2 separate regions of the Homo sapiens genome follow, and region 1 is linked to region 2. Evidence: read pairs that join two places in POLR2A ChIA-PET (ENCODE). Cell type or tissue: B cell. All regions are shown on one strand. Each heading gives the region's core, and the rest is flanking DNA. Links, peaks and the distances in the headings are about the cores only.

Region 1 (7,793 bases), core at 1,323-6,322, 480 kb after region 2:
AGGTTATGCCTCCCAGTTGACACTACAGTCAAGAGTAGGATTTGGTAAACTTTCTGTAAAGGGCTGGGTAATAATATTTTGGGCTTACAGGCCATACACATAAGCACAGTAGTTCTTCTATAGTAAGTAATTGTAAAGCTTTGAACTAATTGTCTTATTGTCTTAAAATCCTAATTCTCTACCTACCTTCCCCAACCAACATTAGCATAGTGGTGCTCAAGAAATGTGTCATGTAATAAATGAACCTACACTTACTCCAGAGGGGACAAAGGTGGTACCTGATGCAGGAATATGTGAGTGTTGGTGTTGGAGAGTGTTGTGAGAGGAAGATTATTCAGCAGAAACAAACCCTTCCTCTGATGAGCAGAAGTGGTGGATGTCAGTAATTTAAAAATGGAAAATCAAGTCATTCAGAATACTTTTTATAGGGATAATCTTTTAAAATTGCACACTGAGCATTTAATCAATGTAAGTAATATGGCACCATTATCTAGGTTGCACATTTGTGAAAGCATCAGTATATGATGCGTTCCATGGTTGGGATCTAATGATACCCAGATCAAGCCATGACATAACTAGTGCAGTGTGCAAGATTCAAGCCCTATTCAGTCAGAATTCTTCCTTTGAAATGAGGATTGACAATTAAGCTTTTTTTTTTTTTTTTTAAACGGAGTCTGGCTCTTGTCGCCCAGGCTGGAGTGCAGCAACACCATCTCAGCTCACTGCAACCTCCACCTCCCGGGTTCAAGCAATTCTCCTGCCTCAGCCTCCCAAGTAGCTGGGATTACAGGTGCCCACCACCGTGCCCGGCTAATTTTTGTATTTTTAGTAGAGACGGGGATTTCACCATGTTGGCGAGGCTGGTCTTGAACTCCTGACCTCAAGTGATCCACCCACCTTGGCCTCCCAAAGTGCTGGGATTACTGGCATGAGCTACAGTGGCTGACAGTTAAGTAGTTTAATAATGTATGCTTCAAATTATATTTGACAGGGAGTCCCCTGACTAACTCTTGTTATAGTTGTGCAGTTTTATGATTACATATGGGAGAATTAAATGCACAAAAAGCATACATTGATATGGGTGACCTTTCTTATCTGTCTTTTATCTTGTGAAGTATCACTAGTCTAAACACATGTGGTTTTAAAAAACAAATTCACATGATGTATAAGCATATAGTAGTGGAAAATATTTTACTTTTTTTTTTTTTTTTGAGACAGAGTCTTGCTCTGTTGTCCAGGCTGGAGTGCAGTGACATGATCGTGGCTCACTGCAACCCCCACCTCCAGGGTTCAAGCGATTCTCCTGCCTCAGCCTCCTGAGAAGCTGGGAGTACAGGCATGCACCACCACACCCAGCTAGTTTTTGTATTTTTAGTAGAGACAGGGTTTCACCATATTAGTCAGGCTGGTCTCGAACTCCTGACCTCATAATCCACCTGCCTCAGCCTCCCAAAGTGCTGGGATTACAGGTGTGAGCCACTATGCCTGGCCAGTATTTTACTCTTAATTGATGTTAAACTTTTAAACTACAAGACATCTGTGTGGTTTTTTTTTTTTATCTTGCCTCCTTTACTAATTATTGCTAATATCTATGTGATTTTATCTTACTTCCTTTACTAATTATTAGATTTTTATTAGAGCTGTTGTGGAAAACATATTTGTCACAGTGGAAAATGGAATGAATTGATAATAAGCACCTCAATGATATAACTCCATTTGTAGTTAGATATAGATTATTTATAGAAACAATTGGATTTTTAAAAACACTGAATAAGAAATTACCTAGAATGTTGCCATCAATGTGCTGAAGCATTTCATTTTTCATTTTAGAGTGCTACTAAAATTTGAACTCATTGTGACAGTGTATATTTAGTAAATTTTGCATTTAATAAACTACTGTGTTATCATTCATAAAAAGTGCCATGATATCACAAAAATGAAGTAATATGTCCTCTAGCAGTCCTAACCTGTCCATTTCCTTTTCAGTGATAGGTATACATTACATGACTGTCAAAGAGGAGTCCATTGTTACTATAAAAGGCCATTTCTTTTTGTTCTACCTTTATAGTCATCTTAACACATTTTATTGTTTATGGATCATCAACTATTTGACAGAAGGTGTAGAGCACTTAGAAACTAAAATGCAGTGTGCTGTCTATTGTATATCAATCAATTTAAGATAAAGGATTTCTTTTTTTTTTTTTTTCTTTTTTTTTTTTGAGATGGAGTCTCTCTCTGTTGCCCAGGCTGGAGTGCAGTGGCGGGATCTCGGCTCACTGCAAGCTCCGCCTCCCGAGTTCACGCCATTCTCCTGCCTCAGCCTCCCAAGTAGCTGGGACTACAGGCGCCCACCACCATGCCCGGCTAATTTTTTGTATTTTTAGTAGAGACGGGGTTTCACCGTTTTAGCCAGGATGGTCTCGATCTCCTGACCTCGTGATCCGCCCGCCTCGGCCTCCCAAAGTGCTGGGACTACAGGCGTGAGCCACCGCGCCCGGCCAAGGATTTCTAAAATGAAGACATAAATCAGTGGAAAAGCTAGATTGGATTCACAGAAACTTGATACATACCTTTTCTAGAGCATGTGTGACACATAATTGGTTTACAGTTATTTCTAGGAAAAATTCACATTCAAATACTAAGTTCCTCTTCATTATTTTATGATAGATATTTGTTTGTCAAGGTCAGTTGAATTCATAGGGGACACAGACCGTTTACTACATGTCAGGTATTTACTTTCCTGAATGTCATTGTAATTCAGCAGTACACCAAACTAGATAACAATTTTTAGGAATCAACTCGGTCTTCATTGAATTAATATCTTTCCCAAATTGCTATGATTGACTGTTCCTACTTCCCCTCCCCCAGACCGTAGCTATCGTTTTATTTAAAATGTTTCATTTTGAGAAAGGTTGAAGTATTAACCAGCAAAGAATAACAATTCCGTAGGCAAATCAGTTTGTTTCATGTCTAGGACGATGGTTCTGCAGTGTGGTTCTAGAACCAGCAGCATCAGTATCAACTGGGAGTTTGTTAGATTATTACCCCACCCCCCACCCCTAGACCTGCTGAATCTTTTGAAATTCTGGGGATGGGACCCAACCATCTGTAGTGTAACAGGCCTTCCAGGTGATTCTAATACTCTAAGAATTTAGTACCACCAGTCTAGTAGTATTAACCAAATGCTTCCACAAATGAAAATTGTTTACATCCACTTCAGTTTCAACATGCATTATCAGTTGTTTGAGATGATATTGGCAGCGCCAGTGCTAGAATCAGGAAGATTCCTTTTGCCTATTTTACAAAATGCAGATTTGAGACCTTCAGATATAATATGCTCTCACTGTAAGAAAAATATGTCTTATTTTATTGTTGCTACATTCTGAACTTTAGCTTGGGGAAAAAGGAATTGGGTTTTGAAAGCTTGTTTACGACAAATCAAGTGAAAATATCTCTTGGACGTGCTTGCTTACATAAAAATAAGCGTTTTGGCACTAACATTGGTAGACTCTGGTAGGTCTTTCCATCTTAGATTATTTTTATTTCAAGGAAGATTGATATTTTAAGCTTTCATAAAGAAAACTTTTTTTAATCAAAGAAGAAATGATAACATTTGTCCTGATGACAGATTTGGGATTGATATGTTGTTTTTTAAAAATTCTTTTGAATCTCTTGGACAATATTAAATACATATATATATATAAATTATGGATGTTCTCTTTCACCTATAGTAGCTTACTCTTCAATTAAAAATGGAGTGTCAGAAAGTCTCCATTTGGAGACAGGAGGCCTACAAATTGAAACAGAAGAAACCCAAGCCATGTGTATTATATATGGACCATAGGTAAATAGAAGATTGCTCTTTGAAAAGCAAAGATTGTTTCAGTTAGTTGCAGTTCTATCTAGGACAGTAACTATAAGTCATTTTATTTTGTTCTTTGGTTGTATCTAATTTTGAGGTAATGGGTGTTTTCCTCATATTACCTCTAAGTTAATACTACAATTTAACCTGTATTGATGTTACTTATGTGAATAACAGGCTGTATTAAATTACCCCACTTTAATTCCAAAGTTCCTTACGCATGGGCTGCCCCAGAAGCATATGTAATTACTTAATTCTAAACCATGGTAGGTGATGCTTTTCTAGTGACCATTTTTCTATCCTTCTGTGAGGAAAGGGCTAATATAGTACCTTAAATAGAACTGTCTCCATGGCAATGGACAGTCAGCTTTTGACTTTGAATCTCATGAAAAAAGAAAATTTAAAAAGCATTTTCATGGTCTAAAATAGCAGTATGGCAAAAGTAAGGTATGAGAATATTTCCTGTCAGTTATTGCATGACTGGTTAAGGTAGCAGAACTTTTATCTTTTTTTCTTTTTTCTTTTTTACATAGGACTTTTTATTTGAGTATTTTGAAATGTTACCGAATTCCTTCTCTGAATTAATGAATGATAATTATTATCTTCAGATTGATAGAGAACTAGAGAAGCTTAGATATAGGATTGGGTCCATGCCTGAGAAAAAAAGAGTTGCCTAGCTCTGGTTGTAATTTTACTCTCATAAAGAATAAAAATACTGACTAAATTATGGGTCATTCATAATTACATTTAAACAGAGCTATCTCATGGAACACTGGAAGCAATAACGATTAAAAATAAAAGCTTAACAAATTATGCCAGTTTTTTTTCAGCCAACTCCTACGATTTGGGGTCTACAGATCACCTATCCTATTTAAAAGACTCCACTGGCAGCCTGCCTCCCTTGTTCTCTTTTGCATCCACACTTACTTAAAGGCAGAGCCCTTTGATTCTAGCTGCTTGTTCACCTAGCTTTCAGTAAAGGTCAATGACAGTGCTGTATATTAGAAGCTAGAGAATAAGACCACATTGTCATCGGTAATCTTACTTTGTCTTTTTCCTTTGTAAAGTTGTTTGCCCCTTGACTAAATCTTATCTCAGTATAGGGGTCATTTTCAATTGAATCAGCTCTCATCTTTAAAATATCATCAGTAAATGCTTAATACTCTGAGGTTACTGTTAATGAGGGAATTGGTTAAACAAATTATGTGACATAAATACAGTGGAATACTGGGCAACTGATCTATGTATAGAAGTGGACAGACATCCACAATATGTTATTGATTGGAAAAGACCAAGGTTTTTTTTTATTTTTTAGGACTATGAAGATTTTTGTTTTCATTTAAAAAAAGATAAATAAGGAATCCAAAATTAACAGTATTAATTTCTGGGTGGTGGGGTTACAGGAGATTATTTTTACCATCTACTTCATTGTCCTTTGTTTTTAGCAATAAACACATATTTTATAAAAGTTTAAAAAGCTATTACTGATTTGAAATAATAGAGAAGAAGAGATAATTTAAGTGATGGATAGTACAGAGAGCAGATTCAAATGAGATGGCAAATTAAAGATGCATTGAGATAAAGACAAATGTTCACAGGTTTAATAGATATCCAAAGTAGCTATGGGTAAATCACCAAGGGAATAATAATGTGTGTGTAGGAGGCTAATGAGGGCTCAGATGCGTAGACATAGATCAATACAATCTGGAAATGAATGAAGGTACTGTGCCTATCTATAGCATATTTTTTTATGTTGTCATATCAATCATTCTCTTTAGGAATCTGATGTGCTTATTAATATTTCATCAGAATATTAGTTTGTTTCCTTAATTATGAATTCAAGAGATAGCTGCAATTGTATTGCTCTACTTTTATACCATATGGTAGATAATAAAACTTACTGTATAAATTTCAGGAATTTAAATATATAATCTGAGCACTGTGTGTTAATCTAGAGATATTATCTATTAGGAACTGAAATAGAAAAAGATGGCTACTTTATAATATAATGTAATTTTAGAATTATTTAATTAATATGTATGCTAGGATTTTTGAAGACTTAAAAAAGGTGTATGGAGTCTGTCCTAGGTTTTAGAGAGCTTACTCTGTGGTTAGAGAGAAAGATGTTTTCTAAATAATTATAAAGATAGCTAAAAATGGAAAACTATACCTTTTGACTTTTTGTAGAGGTTAATAGATTATTATGTATCTTCACTTGTGAAAGCATGGATAATGTTTCAGTTAATTTAATACATTACTGTATGGAAAAGAAGGGTAGTTAAATATTAAATACTTGTTCTTATGTTTAAGGCTTAGGTATGTGGTTTCAGTGGACTATTTTTAATGATTTTTAAAAATATATATTTGAATTCTCAAAAATGCAAAATGTGTTATAGATAACATTATAGAGTATCTATAACCAGTTATTTTATAAATGGGTGTTTTTTACTTAAGTGGCTTTACTTTCCAATTTTATTTTCCATTTCTAATAGGATGGGTCATTTGTTGAACAAAATATCGAATTAATGACCTACTTTGAGCCAATTGATAGTTTTCTAAACCCAGCCTATTCTGTAAATCTTTTCTTTAGCTTGTAAGACAATTTCTAAACATGTTGTCTAGTTGTGTTATACTAAGGAACTCAGTATTGCATAATTCTAATAACAGCAGTTACTTTTTTTTTTTGAGACGGAGTTTTGCTCTGTCACCCAGGCTGGAGTGCAGTGGTGTGATCTCGACTCACTGCAACCTCCGCCTCCCGGGTTCAAGTGATTCTCCTGCCTCAGCCTCCTGAGTAGCTGGGACTACAGGCGTGCGCCACCATGCCCAGCCAATTTTTGTATTTTTTTTTGGTAGAGATGGGGTTTCACCATATTGGCCAGGCTGGTCTCAAACTCCTGACCTCGTGGCCCACTCGCCTTGGCCTCCCAAAGTGCTGGGATTATAGGCATGAGCCTTTTATAGTTGTATAGATGATGTCACACTCTTAAGAGCTTTACAGATATTTATTCATATAATATTCTCACTGCCTATTTTAATAGCCTTCTATTCACCCACTGCTGTGGGAGGGACTGCCACTCTTGGGTCATGGGGGTGGCTGAACGTATAATACCTAACACTGGACAGATGAGATCAACAGTGGTTTATTAGTCACATATACTCACAGTCCAGGGGAAGAGGACACTGCACACCATGCAGTGCACTTGGAAGTTGTATTCTGGAACAGAATGAACAACGAGGGGCAGTGAGAGACAGGCTTTCTAGAATAAAGAGGGTGAGATGCCCCAAGTTTCTACATGAAGCTATGATTGGCTTGTTTACATGATTGCATGAACTGGAATACTTTTCTATGCACCAGGAAGTAATTAATGATTATCTGGGATATTTATTATTCTTTTCCACTATAATTGTGTCAGAGCATCTTATCATTTCTCTTGATAAAACTGGGTATCTTTTTCTCTGAATTTTTCACATAATGCAAGTGTAATTGTAAACTAGCTGCTTTTGTTTTTTCCTTTTTTTTAGTCTGGCCAAACCTTTGATATAAAGAAGAATGTTTATAGAGTATTATTTATACTGAACTCTATGTCCTAATTAAAAGCAGATTTACCAAGTTTGGGTTTTTCTCATTCCCTTTATCTTGCCTGTGAACTTTGTCAAATTAACTTTTTAAAAATACAAACTGTTTATTAAAGAGTCTTGAATCTAGTATATTGGAATAATAAGTTTCTTTAGTCTTCCTTTCTGTTTTAATAAGAGCTATGCTTAAGTGATGTAGTGGTAGAATGCAAAATGCTCACAGTTCTGCTGTAACACTTAATGAAAATTTGTTTTAATTGATGTATTAGGGAATGATTTGAGCATATCAGTGAATTTTGTGTATTAGGATACATACTTCAAACATCTACCCTCCACCTTAGTTCACCAGTGT
Region 2 (7,793 bases), core at 1,031-6,030:
CCAGTGACTCCATTCCATCCCCAGCTTGGCCCATCGTTGCCTTGAGTAAGTTCACCAGCCAGCACTCATGGTCCACATTCCCGGAGGCATTCAGGAGCTTCTGGACTCCTTCCACATCATATGAGCACCATGGGAGTCAGTTGTCCCATAGCAGGCCTGTCTCTGTGGACACTTCCCTTTGTTGTTCTACCACTCCAAGGCCAGCTTGGATAGCCTAGGAAAGCAGGGCACTAGCATGGAAAAAATGCTTGTGGGTTCTGTCTCAATGTGCCTGGAGTTTTGTGGCAATTTCTGCTGCTGCAAAACCCTCCAGTCTCTATATACCTGGCCCCTGTGCTGGGGATAAACTCAGGGACTCATGATCATCTTCTCCCTTGTCTAGTCTTCTGTAGCTCTCCCTGTCTGATTTCTATCCCTCAAGTCAGAGGTCCTTTCCACTTTATTTTTACTCCTTGGATAGATGGCAACTTCCCTTAAATCATAATCCTTAAATTTCTCTAAAGAAAAATTTTTGTCTTTATTATCTAAGCTTTACTTGAAACTCAGACAATTTGGAGGTTTATCTTTACTATCTAAGGTTCACTTAGACAGTAAAGATAAGAGCTTTACAACATAGTAATATAATATAATATAATATAAGCTTTACTATCTAAAGGTTATAGTAAAATCATATGTTTCAAATTTCAAGTTTTGCTCCTGATATGGAAAGAGAAGTTGTTTACCTTTAGAAGTACCTTGATTTCTGAGAAAACCCTGGTTTTCATGACCACAGCTTTGCCATGGGCCTCATGATTCTCTGTTGCAAATCAAATGCTGAATGGTGGCCTTTTCTTTGCATTCTAGTTAAAACAAAATCTTCCTAGAGGTAACAGTGTATCTGGTTTAGTAGAGCACAGCCTTATGCAAGGAAGAGTGAAGAAAATCATTAATAAATTAAAAAATATTATCCACTGCCATAAAAACTCTTAAACTTTTATTGTAACCACAGGTTCACTGGACTGTCATTCCTTCTTAACTGAAAGTCTTCCAGGGGACTCTCTCTTACTCAACTTTGTGTCCTAATATAAGAAAAACAAAAGCAAGGTTTAGGGCCACCTTCTATCCTCTTCTGGTCCAATGGAGAAGACAAGAGAGGATCTCAAAGGCAGGGAACAGCACATACAAGGTAGAGAGGATAGATGAGCATTATTCTGGAAGCTTCTGAGTTCTTAAACAATTGAGTTCTACAGTGATTGATCAGGCAAGAATTTCCAGTCCTGCAAGTGGATATCCATAAAGGCAAGGACTAGATGTATGCTTTGTTGCTTCAGGCTGCTAAGAAGAGAAAACCATACAGCTCTCATTTTTATGGAGCTGGCTAGGAATAGTGCTGGCCCTTATGAATAATACCATACGTTCAAGGATTGGGATGTCCATGTGTAAGTAATAATAATAGTACAACAGCTATCAATTACTGAGCTCAGTACTATGTGCCAAGGGCTCTTCAGAAAGCTTCACATATATTAACTCATTTAATCCTTACCACAGTGCTATAAAATAGCTTCTGTTATTAACTTCATTTTACAGAGATGGAGCTAGAGGTGCACAGAGATGAGCTGATTTTTCTAAGGTCACACAACTAGAAATTAGCAGAGCTACAATGTAAACACAGGGAGGGTAACTTCAGGGCCACTATTCTGTATCTCTAACCCAACAATCCTGCGGAGACAATTCAAACATATTAGTTGTGCCTAAATTCAAAGTATTGCATTATAATAAAGCTATAAATCTATTTTCTATTTCAGGCTTATAGTCCTCAGCGAATTGCAGAAAGAATCTGGTGAACAAAAGAAGAACAACCTTGTTTCAAGTAGCAGATGTGCAAGGAGGGTCCACAAGGAAATTTCCCAAAAGGAAAATAGGTTCATACACAGATCATAGAAAATTCACTTTTATAATCCAAATAGTTTTCTAACTTTATTTCAAGTAAAATTTTTTTCCCCAAATAACATATTCCAAAGCAGTAAGATAGATCAAAGTGATGCTACAAAGCTTGAAATGGGGATGAGAGCTCAGAGTCTTAAATGCTCAACTTGCTGCACCCCACTGAAGCATTCGATAAATTCACTGTACTCCTTCTAGTACCCTTTTTCTGGGTCATTCTGCCACAAATTTTAAAATTCCAAGTATGATTAAAAGAAAGAGCTACTTTTCAAAATAGAGTCTGAAACTAGCTTTATGATATTTTATTTGAACATCCACATGTGTAAGCGTTAGAATTGCTGGGAAGATAACTGCTTAATTGACCAGGTGTGCACATCAGTTGTTGGGAGAAAGAGAAAATACCATTGATTTAATTTTTTAAAAAAAAATTCAACTTTTATTTTAGACACAAGAGGGTACAGGTGTAGGTTTGTTACATGTAAATATTGCATGATGATAAATTTTGGAGTATGGATCCCATCATCCGAGGTAGTGAGCATAGTACCCAATAGGTAGTTTTTGAACTCCCCCCTCTAGTAGTTCCCAGTGTCTATTGTTCATCTGTTGTTCCCATATTTATGTCCATGTGTGCTCAATATTTAGCTACCACTTGTAAGTGAGAATATGCAGTGTTTTGTTTTCTGTTCCTGCATTAATTCTCTTAGTACTATGGCTTCTAACTGCATCCATGTTGTTGCACAGGACATGATTTTATTCTTTTTTAAGGCTGCATAGTATTCCATGGTGCATATGTACCAGATTTTCTTTATCCAATCTACCATTGATGGGCACCTGGATTGATTCCATGTCTTTTCTATTGTGAATAGTGCAGCAATAAACATACGAGTGAATGTGTCTTTTTGGTAGAATGATTTATTTTCCTTTGAGTATATACCCAGCAGTGGGGTTGTTGAGTCAAATAATAGCTCTGTTTTAATGTTTTAAGTTCTTTGAGAAATCTCCAGACTGCTTTCCTCAGTGGCTGGACTAATTTGCATTCCCATCAACAGTGTTCCCTTTTCTCTGCAGTCTCGCTAGCATCTGTTGTTTTTTGACTTTTTAATAATAGCCATTCTGACTGGTGTGAGATGGTATCTCATTGTGGTTTTGATTTGCATTGCTCTGATGATTACTGATGCTGAGCATTTTTTCATGTTTGCTGGCCACTTGTATATCTTCTTTTGAGAGCGTCTGCTGGTCTCAAACTTCCGATCTCAAGTGATCTGCCCCTCTTGGCCTCCCAAGTGCTGGGATTACAGGAGTGAGCCACTGTGCCTGGCCCCTTTGCCTATTTTTAATGGAGTTATTTGTTTTTTGCTTGTTGAATTGTTTAAGTAGAATAGATATTTCAAGGGAATAATAACTAAGCTAAAATTTGAAGAATGAGTTGGTAATTATGGATAAGCAAAACATGTCCAAAGGAGTGCAGATAAGAAACAGCTTGACATATTACTAAGTTGGTAAGAATTTAGTATGTCCCAAGTATGTACATAGACAGAGGGATAGTTTGTGAATTAGGCAAGTGCCATATCTTGTAAGGCATTAGATACTAAGAAAAAGAATTTGAGCTTTATCCTGAACAAATGCAGAGCTATTAAAGGAATTTAATGAAGAAAATTGCATTTTAGAAAGATTGCTCCAGGGTGGAGAATGAATTGCAGTGGGGCAAACTGAAAATAGGGTGACAATTTAGGAAATAAGAAAACAGGAAGCAATTGCCATAATCAAGTGTGAAGTGATTAGATCACGGACTAAGAAAGTAACAGTAGATATAGAAGGGTGGGATGGGGACATATTCAAGAGACAGTTTGGAGGTGGAATCTCTTAGAATTGGATAAGTGGATGGATTGTGGCAGAGGTTTTGAGGGGCAAAGAGGAGTATAGACAACATCTCTTGTCTTCTAGTTTGAGTGATTAAATTTGGAAGACTGATATTCATCAAGATGGCAAATGCAGGAAAAGGTGCAGCTTTGATAAGGAAAGAATGATTTAGACATATTAATTTGAAGATCTTTGGGCTTTCTAGGTGGAGATGCCCCATACACAGTTGGATATACAGATCTGGAGTTTAGCCAAGAGGTACAAGCCAGAGAAATATGTTTGGAGCCAATAATAACATACATAGGTAAGAGTGGAAGTTGTGAATGAGGATAAAAATCCCCAGAAAGAGTACATGAAGGAGAGAAGCTAGGGTAAATAAAAGAGCCCTGGAGGACAACAAATTTGAGAGTTAACTAGAGACAGTAGAATCTACAAAGGAGCTCGGGAAGAAACAGCAAAAGAGGTTAGAGAAACCAGAAGAGTGGGTTACAGAATCCAAGGGAGAAAATATTTCATAAAGGACTAAGTAGTCAGGAGCATCAAGTACCACAAAGGTCAAGTAATAGAAAACGTTTAGAATGCCCATTGGAACTGGGAACTAAAGAAAGTCACTGACATTTTGGGGGAAAGTATAAGCAATGAAAGAGATGAAGTAGATACTGAATGTCAAATAGTATGTCTGTAAAGGAGAAATGAGATGGTAGCTCATGGAAGAGAGGAGCTTGAGGTTAAAACAAGGGATCTTTTTTTTAGTGGTGTAAAATGTCCATTTATTTTCTCACAGATCTGTATATTACTCAACTGTGTTCTCTGCTGGGGGTCTCTCAAGGCTGAAATCAGGGTGTTAGACTGGCTCTTATATGCAGGATCTGGGGAAGACTACATTTCCAGGTTCTTTCAGGTTGTCATAATTCAGTTCCTCATAGTTTCTCATGTTTACAGGACTGAGGTTCCTGTTTGCTGGTTGAGCCCACCCTACAGAGGCCACATGAATTCTTCATTCTGCAGACTCCTCCATCTTCAAAGCCACAGCGTGTTGAATCCCTTTTATGCTTCACATCTCTCTGACTTGCTCTTTTAGCTTTAATAATTAAAAAACACCTCCAAATTGTGATTTCACATAAAATTCGCCATTCTAACCGCTTTTCAGTGTGCAGTTCAGAAGTGTTAAGTATATTCATGTTCTTGTGCAACCAATCTCCAGAACTTTCTCATGTTGCAAAACTGAACCTCTGTTACCTGTGAATAACAATTCCTCGTTTCTTTCTCCTCCCAGCCCCTGACAACCGTCATTCTACTTTCTGTTTCTAGGAGTTTGACTACTCTAGGTACCTCATCTAAGTGGAATCATACAGCATTTGTCATTTTGTGATTTGTTTATTTCACTTAATATGATATCCTCCTGGTTCATCCATGTTGTAGCATGTGTCACAGTTTCCTGGGGAGGGGAATTTTTAAGATGGAAAATATGAAAAAAAAAATGGACAGAGCAGGCCACAGGAAAGGAACCAGCCCATGCGTTGAGATTAGAGAGGTCCTACTTGAAATCCTACTATCTGAGAGTCATTTATTTGATCTTCAAGATCTGTTGCCTCTTCAGTCTCCCAGGTAAAAAGCAAATATATCTCGAGATGAGTAAACTTTTAACATCCAAGGGTTGACTAGGTGGCTGTTGGTTGAAATAAAGACAGATAGGTTCCTCAAAAGGGAAAATAAAGAGTGCAAGTGGTGGATGAAGAAGAGGTGAAGACTGGTGAAAGAGTCAGTAGGTCAGACTGTTGTTGGAAACAATCCTTCTTAAGAACTCTGTGGATGTCATCTAGCTTGTCTTAGAATGCAAGTTATCTTCTCACTTAAGAATACTTGCAACTTCATTCTGTTTGGTGTAGGTGCCTATTCTGTTTGCATTTAAGAAGACCCTGGTAACAAAGGAAGAGAGCTTATAAAGACCCCATTTAGAGGGAAATCAGATGGAGACTAAGTACTTTAATGGAGAATTAATACTAAGATAGGATCAGTTAAACTCCAGATTTCAAACACAGTCTTTCCCGGTTTCCCATTACGCAATCTTGCCCAGCTTCCCATTCCAGTTTCCCAATGCGAAACTGGGAAAGACTGTGTTTGAAATCTGGGGTTGGGCTTTGCAAGGGGTGTGCCCTCAGGGGTCTTATGAGATACTCTACATATCTTCAGCTATGAACCCCTTCTTTGACCTCTTGTACAGTCAGCTTCTTGACATCTCTGTTTAGATGATGAATAGGAATCTCCAAGTCAACATTTCCAATACTTCACTTGATTTCCCATCCCTCTCCCAAATCTATTCTCTCCTAGTCTTCCTGAATTCAGAAAATGTCACTAGCATAACAATCCAGTCCCATTTTTTTTCGTGCAATTTATGAGCACATGCTGGCTGTTCTATCATGAAAGACATTTACTTCCTCCCATCTTCGTGGACTACCTAGTCCAGGCATTGTAATTTCTCACCTGAACTACTGCAGTTGCCCCTAACTGGTCTTTCTGCTCCATTTTTGCCAATATGTAATCAGCTCTCTAAACAGCAGCCTCAAAATTCTTTAATGTCTTTTCACTGCAGTTGGGATAAAATTAAAATTCTCTACCACAGGTGCTGGGCCCTAATAGCATCTCTGACCTCATCAACTGTTTTCTCTTCCCTTATCCCTTTCCAGCTGCATCTGCCTCCTTTCCATTCCTCATCCCCACCAATTTTGTTCTCATCTTAAGGCTCTTCTGGGACTCTTCCTCCAAATCCTGTCATTGCTGTCTCATTAACATTCTAATCTCAGCTCAAATGTTTCCTCCTCAGAAAGCTGTCCCTGACCACCCAATCTAAAGAAATCTTTCACCTGACTCACTCTATGCTATGCCACCCTTTTAAATTTTTCTTCATGAGTGTTTTCACTATCTAGAATAATCATTTTTATTTGTATGTTTTTCATTATATCTCTCTCATTAAAGTAAAAACTCTAAGGACAAAATGTTGCATCTATCTCATTTCTGTATTCTCAGAATGTAGAACAGTGTCTGGTACAAAGTAGATGCTCAATAAATGTGTTGACTGCATAAGTGAATCCTTTCCAAACAGGTTGGTTGAAAATTGCTGGTGGATAAGCAGATGGCAAGCAGGGAGCCCTATTCTGAGAGTGGATTTCTGCTCTTGTGAAAAGATGAAACAAGAACACATTATTCAACGAATTAACAAAAACAGTTCTGGACTCTTCCGGTTACAGGGCAAGTGTTTTTGAAGGTGAAAACAATGTGGTCTTGATCTCTTTTCCTGGCTTTGCAAAGAACAAGGAAGATGAAATCAGTGATTTCAAAATGAGTCACTGGAAACAAGTGTTTTTCAAAGAACACACCTTGAAGTTTAAACCAGGTGACGATGAGGGAGGAAGAAAAACATGATGGTATTTTAGACCTCGTAAACTTTTCAGCAGTTCAGAGGAGGTTTGTCAATTCAAATATGTACATGAAACCATGGGCTATCGTACCCTCAAGGAATGAGTGATTCTGGGTATCTGTGGATGGCTGTTTTCCTGATAACTGATGGTTAACTTGTAATTGCTGTAACTGATTTTTTTTAATGGAAAACATTCTAAAAATTTTCCCTTGATTAAGGGAGGCAGTGGAATAAACATGGGCTGCAGGGCAGGATAGACGTAGGCTATGTCCAAGTTCTGCAACTAAAAAATTCTATGACGTTGGCACTTACCCACACTGAGATACAGGTTCTTTATCTGAAAGATGGGACTAATGATAGCTCATTGAAGGGTTGTGTGGATGACATAAAACAGTGATTGTAAAAATGTCACTATACTAAATAGAAATTTCAGACATGGTAAATATTATTGAAGCTACTAGAAAAATATGCGCTTTAAAGATATTGATCAACATATATCCTTTTCTAATGCCTCATTGTCAATATTATGAACAGATAAAATCTGTAACGTCTTGTTAAAATAGCTATAGATCCATGTGATGTAAAATATGAG

The links. Peaks named below come from ENCODE experiments on the same cell type or tissue, not always from the same donor. Only the 100,000 strongest peaks of a DNase experiment are listed, where the experiment ranks them.
Region 1: POLR2A ChIA-PET joins it to region 2 with 7 read pairs; 8 of 35 experiments call an interaction of 5 or more read pairs at or near these places.

The regions. Positions count from the first base shown.
Region 1 is chr11:95,210,524-95,218,316 of GRCh38, reverse strand. The region is part of intron 1 of SESN3 (sestrin 3); the gene reads left to right. Among named protein-coding and RNA genes, the nearest start is that of SESN3, 17 kb to the left of the region's middle. In B cell, for the core only: no CTCF peak of the experiment used is centred there; no DNase peak of the experiment used is centred there; H3K27ac peaks cover 2,313 bases.
Region 2 is chr11:95,688,370-95,696,162 of GRCh38, reverse strand. No RefSeq gene overlaps it. Among named protein-coding and RNA genes, the nearest start is that of FAM76B, 98 kb to the left of the region's middle. In B cell, for the core only: no CTCF peak of the experiment used is centred there; a DNase peak (open chromatin) is centred at 3,042; H3K4me3 peaks cover 627 bases.